2 separate regions of the Mus musculus genome follow, and region 1 is linked to region 2. A link is a contact called in ENCODE Hi-C or POLR2A ChIA-PET data. All regions are on one chromosome and are shown on one strand. The core of a region is the stretch at or near the end of the contact, and the rest is flanking DNA. Distances in the headings are between cores, read along the strand shown.

Region 1 (3,140 bases), core at 458-2,957, 510 kb after region 2:
TCCTTTAAATCACAGAGTCATTTAGTGTTTGCGTAGCTCCTGGATCCTAGAACCAATTTGCATTCATTACTAACTGTCCCCAGTTGTCCTCAGAGCTCCTCTAAACTCACCCCTGGCTATCCTGGAACTCACTCTGTAGACCAGGTTGGCCTCGAACTAAGAAATCTGCCTGCTTCTGCCTCCCAAGTGCTGGGATTAAAGGCGTGTGCCACCACCGCCTGGCAAACTTTTTTATTTTAAGTGCATTGTTGTTTTCCCTGCACCTATGAATGTCTGGAACTGGAGTTTTAGACTTTTTCGAGCTGCCATGTTGGTGCTGGGAACTGAACTTAAGTCCTCTGGAAGAATAGACAATGCTCTTAACTGCTGAGCCATCTCTCCAGTGCTAGAATTTTGTTTTGTTTTTGAGACTGGGTTTCCCCTGTGTAGCCCTGGCTGTTCTGGAACTTGATTTGTAGACCAGGCTGACCTGGAACTCAGGGATCCACCTGCCTCTACCAACTGAGTACTGGGATTAAAGGTATGTGCTGCCATGCCCTGCTATATACAGACTTTTTTTTTTTTTTTTGTCCACTCATCTACTGGTAGACACTTAGGCTGAGTCTATGATTTATTGTGCATATCAGTAAGTATGTGAATTACAGGTATGTCTATAGTAAACTGACTTTGACTCTTGGAAGTGTGCACCAGAACTGGTGTAGCTGGGTTGTATAACAGTTCTAACTAATTGTGAGGGGAGTCTTTATTCTGATTTCTGTAATGGATGAACTAATAATTTAGTTTCCCATCAGCAGAACATCACTTCTCCCTAGTATGGCTGCTATTAAAAAATTGCTCGTGTGGCTCACGTTTTTATTGGACAATATTAGGCTAAGAAGGGCCTAAAGGTTAGGAATAAAATGCACTCGGGGTGTGTGTGTGTGTGTGTGTGTGTGTGTGTGTTGTTCCTTTGATTGTTGTCGTTTTGACACACGGTCTCATTATGTAGTGCAGGTTGCTCTTGAGTTCAAGATCTTCAAGTCTTGGCCACCGCAGTGTGCCCAGGAAAAGGCAAAGGAGGAATGGGCAGGCTTTAAGTCAATCGCGTTCAACCAAAAGTAACAGAGTCTAGGTGGCTTGCTCCAGGATACCCTTCGTATGCAAGGAATCATACACACTTAAAGTCAAGTTTCCTTGACTCAGACCAACTATCTTATCTTTGGTCTGTCAAAGGGATGAAGGGCGAGTGGCCTGGGCATGAGGTTGGACGAGGTACAGAGCTGAGTGTCTGGGAAGCACCATTAACCTGGTTACAGACACTCCTAGCAAGAGACAACAAAGCCTCACCACTGTTTCCCCTAATAAGGCAGACCAACTTTATGAAAGGATTAAGTATCAAACTGGCGCTATTTCGTGAAAGCAATCGTTTCCTGAGAAATCTTCAAGAATATCGTAGATAATTTAAAAAAACGGTTAAGGAGCAGCCAAATTGCGGGACTCTCTCGAGCTCCTGGAGGTACACTGACCCTCTGGGGTCTGTCATCTTTTCATCAATTTTAGATCTTTGGGAGATAGATCGGCAGGGTCCTGAATTGTTCGGCCTAGACACGCGAACGTCGCCCTCTGGTGGCGAGATTCGGAAGGGGGCGGGGAGGGTGCCCGCGAGTTAGCGCGCGCAGACGCAGTTGAGTCCCGGCGGCGGTTCAGGCCGGAAGTGGTTACACCTGAGATCACTTCCGGCGGGTGACGGTGCGGACGGGTCAGGAGCGTAGAGGCGGCGGCAAAATGGCGGCGCCTGAGGAGCAGGATCTAACTCAGGAGCAGACCGAGAAGCTGCTGCAGTTTCAGGTAGCAGCGAGTTCTCGGTGCAGCCCAGGCCGCCGCGGGATGGGGAGTGGGACCCTAGAGGAGCGCAAAACCATCCTCAGGTTGGGGTTGGGACCAGTTTCAAACCCGCAGGCGGCCCCCTCCCCCCCAGACGCCAACTGCCCGGATTTCCCCGGCGCCCAACCTCTGTGGGTCCTCAGCCTTCCAGCCACCTCTGCTAGCCGGGCTCGACCACAGTGGGTCAGCTGCCTTGATTTCCCGTAGCGTCGCTGGTCTGCAATCCTTGCCGGCCTGATTAACCCGCCAGACCCTCTCCGCCCATCGATTGGTGGGGATGTGCTAGAGATAACTCAGATCCCCAATCGCAGAGTTGGCATCAGCTTGCAGGGCTGGACCGCAGACCACCACCATCCCATGTTATTCACCGACGCTTGCTGGGGGTCTCTCGGTGGTCCCTAGGGCTCGTGTTGGGTGGTTGTAGTGGGGAAAAGAAGCGCCCACACACAGACCTGGCACCTGCCCTAGAAATGTGGGAGGACGCCTCTGGAGGAAACAATGTAACATGAAGTATCATCGAAGGCCTCTGACTGGATTTGTTGCCCTTCGGCTTGCTCCTGAACGGCTGACTCTGCTTGAGGAGGGTGGCAACCTGCAGGACCCGCCCCATTAAGTGGATGTTTCTGGTTTTGTTTTGTTTTGTTTTAAAAAAAAAAAGGCTCTAAGCACTTTAATCAGGTGGAGGGTCTGGTGGGAGGATGCCACCCGGGTGGTGGTAACCATGGCATTAGCCGTATCCTTAGTTCTTACATATAACTTCAAAATGTCTATTCCCTTGCGGATGTTTTAGGAGGTAAACTGAGTTTATGGGTGTTACACGGTATTTAGAAGACTTTGGGGCCGGGCAGTGGTGGCGCACGCCTTTAATCCCAGTACTCGGGAGGCAGAGGCAGGGGGATTTCTGAGTTCGAGGCCAGCCTGGTCTACAGAGTGAGTTCCAGGACAGCCAGGGCTACACAGAGAAACCCTGTCTCGAAAAAACAAAAAACAAAAAAAAAAAAAACAAAAAAAAAAAAAGAAGAAGAAGACAACTTTGTAAACTGTAAAATGTGCCTAAACAGTTGTTACTATTAATAATCATTTTCCAGATAAATTGAAGTCAATAGAACTCATTTTCTAATAGGAAATGTGCTAAATATTGATTTTTTTTAGCACTTTTTATGCTAAGCCTTAATGCCAGACACCGCCCACTAAATATTTGTGATGTCGTGAGAACTTGACTAAAGCATGTTAGCTTTTTGAATGCACAGCCCTAAAGGGTCCATACTGTAACAGGC
Region 2 (3,030 bases), core at 247-2,746:
AGGATGGCGAGATATTTCCTAGCAAAAGATAATAGGCATGCACTGTTATAGGAGTAATCAAAGACATTAGAACGCAAGTCCTTTAGTATTTTTTAAAGTCTTGCAAAATAGACATATTGGTACATTTCAGTTGACTGTCACAGTGTGCACTAAGCAGAGAAGAAAGGCTGCCACTGGGCACTAAGACCGACGCTGGCCTGAGGTTTACTTTTTCCCCTCTTTTCTGTTTCTCGAACTCAGGACATGTTCATTGCTATTGAAAAATAATTCTACAGTAGAGCACAATAGTACTTACTTTTGTTCTTAGCACTCAGGAAGCAGAGACCTCTGTAAATCTGAGGTTGAAGAGATAAAGTGTCCTAAAGTAATGAAGACCTAAGTTCAATCCCCAGTGTCTGCATAAAAAAGCTGGGTGCAACAACCGGTGATCACTTGTAACCCAGAACTGGAGAGACACAGACCAGCAGATCTCTTGGGGCTCACTGGCAGGCAGCCTGGCCTAGCCTCAGGCCAATGAGAGACTCCTATCTCACATCTCCTTGTCAGGCCTGCGCCAGGGTTTGCAATCCCAGCTCCGGACCAGAGAGGAACGGCAGTACTGTGAAGTGACACCAGAGAGCAGCATTGCCTGCAAGATCTCAAGGCTGATGCTAGATGCTTCCAGGAGCTGCCTGCTGGTGGCAAGAGGCTGCAGGCTAGTCCCAAGCTTAAGCAGGTGGTCCTAAAGGCTTGGAAGAAAGACACAATTCCCCCAGCAGTAGCTATTGCTGTTGTTGGAGTCCGTGGGCAGGATGGAATCCTCCCCATGTGCATTTCTTTGGGGTACATTGTAAAAGGGGGTCTTCAGCGAAAGTAAGAGAAAGGCATGGTCACACCCCAGACTAAGGTGGGCAGGGCTCTGCCCTTGACCTCTGTGCCACCAGAGCTGATGGTATTCCAGGAGCTCAGAGAATGAGCATTGAACTTTTTGTGAAAGGGGACAGAGTGGGAGTGCCCCCAGCAAGCCTTTTGAGCCATCCCCAATGGGCGCGGAGATCACCAGGAAGGGAAACTATGCCAAGACCTAGAGATCAGAGCAGCATGCAGCAGCTTAGGAAAAAGCCCACGAATCCCGGTCCTGGGAGCTCTGAGCACCTGAGACGGCACGGCTTCAGCCTCAACCCTGGGCTTCCTTCACAGCCTGGCGCTGCCACTGCTTCGGTGAGCCTCTTCTCAGAGCCTATCTCCTCATCTTTAATATGGGCCAATCTGTTCCACTGAGCAGTCTGAACATTAATATTCCCAGGGAACCCTGGGCCAGTGGCCTGTTTGTGTCCCCCAATCCCTTGGCCTTTTCCTCTATAATAACATCTAAATGGAAAAGCTCCCACGCTGCTTCCAGGAGCTTCGTTTGGGTGGTCCCGGAAAGCCATCCTGCTGCCTTCAGGGCCAGGAGCGTAGATCCAACAGGGCTGACAGCAGTCACCAGCCAGGCTCTGTTCTCATCCCTTTTTCTAGTAGACTGTGCGCTACTCTGATAATGAAAATGCTGACTACAGAAGCAGTGGCTCTGACAAAGATGGTAATATGAGAGAACAGCCTTTTAAAACTAAAAATAGAGAGGAAAATACCGGTTCTATTGAAATAAGAACGGGCCCAACCCCGTGGTACGGACTCTGAATAACAATTTCAGATGAGGAAGGAAGGGCTGGGAATCCACTTTCAGAGAGGAGCCATGTGGGGTGAGGAAGGGTGAGAAGCTTTAAGGGGACTGTGGGGGTGAGGACAGAGAAAGTGGAACAGGCCAGGAGACATCAAAGAAGGTGGTGGTGGTGCTGGTGGTGGGAGCTGGTAGTGGTCGTAATGGAGGAGGAGGGAAAGGAGAAGGAGGAGGAGGAGGGCAGAGAGGAGGACAGAGAGGTGGAGGGAGGAGGATAGAGTGGAGGAGGAGAAAGATGGAGAAGAGAAGGGGAGAAGGATGAAGAGGAGAAGGGGAGGAGGAAGGAGAGGTGGAGGAGGAGGAGGACAGAGAGGAGGATGGAGAAGAGGAGGAGAAGGAGGTGATGAGGAGGAAGAGGAGGAGGGAGAGGGAAATGAAGCCCCTACGTGAAGTAGGGTTGCTACAGAGGAAAAGGCAGTGTGCTGTGAACTTAGCGTGAGAAACAAAGGAATCTCCACGTGCTTAGAGTCTCCCAGCAAAATCTGGAGGAGGCAGGTCCAATTCCATCCATCTGAGAACAGAGCCAGAGGTTGGGGAGGTGTGATCTGGAGGGACAAGGACAGAGACTGACAGCAATGGGACATCACTGAAAGTTGACTGAGCATTAGAGCACTCGCTGTTTGAGTATGTAGACAGCACGCATTTTTAATCCCAAGTTTCATTCCAAGTTCATTTGAGAGGGAATTAAAGGGGTCGTGTCCATTAAAGGGGTCTTGTCCTCCGGTCCCTTCCAAACCTCTCTCAGTGAGAGCTTAGGCTGGGGACTGGAATTTTTAAGCACTGGGAGCCTATTTTAAGATGCATCTCTGGCTGAGAACTTCTAGTAACAGGAACGTACCAGAAATCGTTCCGTGGTTCTGGCAATGCTAGGAAGCAGATTAAGGCCCACACAGTTGCACTCTGTCCAGCACAGTGCAGAGCTTACTAACATGTGTTCTCTCTCATGTAGTTCTCGCCCATCAATGAGCCCCATTGTGCAGAAATTCAGCTTATTCCTCCCTAGAGAACACTTCATTTCATCCCTCATGAGCCCTGTGAATGACTTTAGAAATGGCCACCTCGCAGGTGGGGGAATCACAACAAGTAAAAGACCCACCAGCCACCATGACACAGAGAGAGCTCTGAGCAGAGTACCCTGCCCACCACACTGGTGCCTGCCACAGTCACCTCCTCCCAGGCCCAGCCCTCAGCCTACCTTCTGCCAGTGTCCAGATGGACAGGGCCAGTCTCTGTTCCCATGTTAAACATCAAGATATCCTGAAAGCTGGGCGTGGTGGCGCATGCCTTTAATCCCATCACTTGGGAGGCAGAGGCAGGTGAATTTCTGAGTT

The links. A loop is a pair of places that touch in the nucleus more often than their neighbours do. ChIA-PET counts read pairs that join two places held with the same protein, here RNA polymerase II (POLR2A).
Region 1: a loop to region 2 is called in a map of v-Abl transformed pro-B cells, with 2.6 times the contacts of the local background. The contact joins the promoter of Faf2 here to the enhancer-like site in region 2. A Hi-C loop is called at or near these places in 1 of 37 maps with a recorded cell type or tissue (v-Abl transformed pro-B cells). POLR2A ChIA-PET finds 5 or more read pairs at or near these places in 1 of 5 experiments (embryonic stem cell).

The regions. Positions count from the first base shown.
Region 1 is chr13:54,620,077-54,623,216 of GRCm38, forward strand. Faf2 (Fas associated factor family member 2) reads left to right here and starts at 1,708. Exons shown (of 11, transcript NM_178397.3): 1 at 1,708-1,827. The coding sequence starts at 1,765.
Region 2 is chr13:54,113,380-54,116,409 of GRCm38, forward strand. No RefSeq gene overlaps it. Among named protein-coding and RNA genes, the nearest start is that of Gm52069, 25 kb to the left of the region's middle. Within about 2 kb of position 1,497, at least 1 of the 3 ENCODE cell types and tissues checked has a DNase peak (open chromatin) inside an H3K27ac peak, as active enhancers do.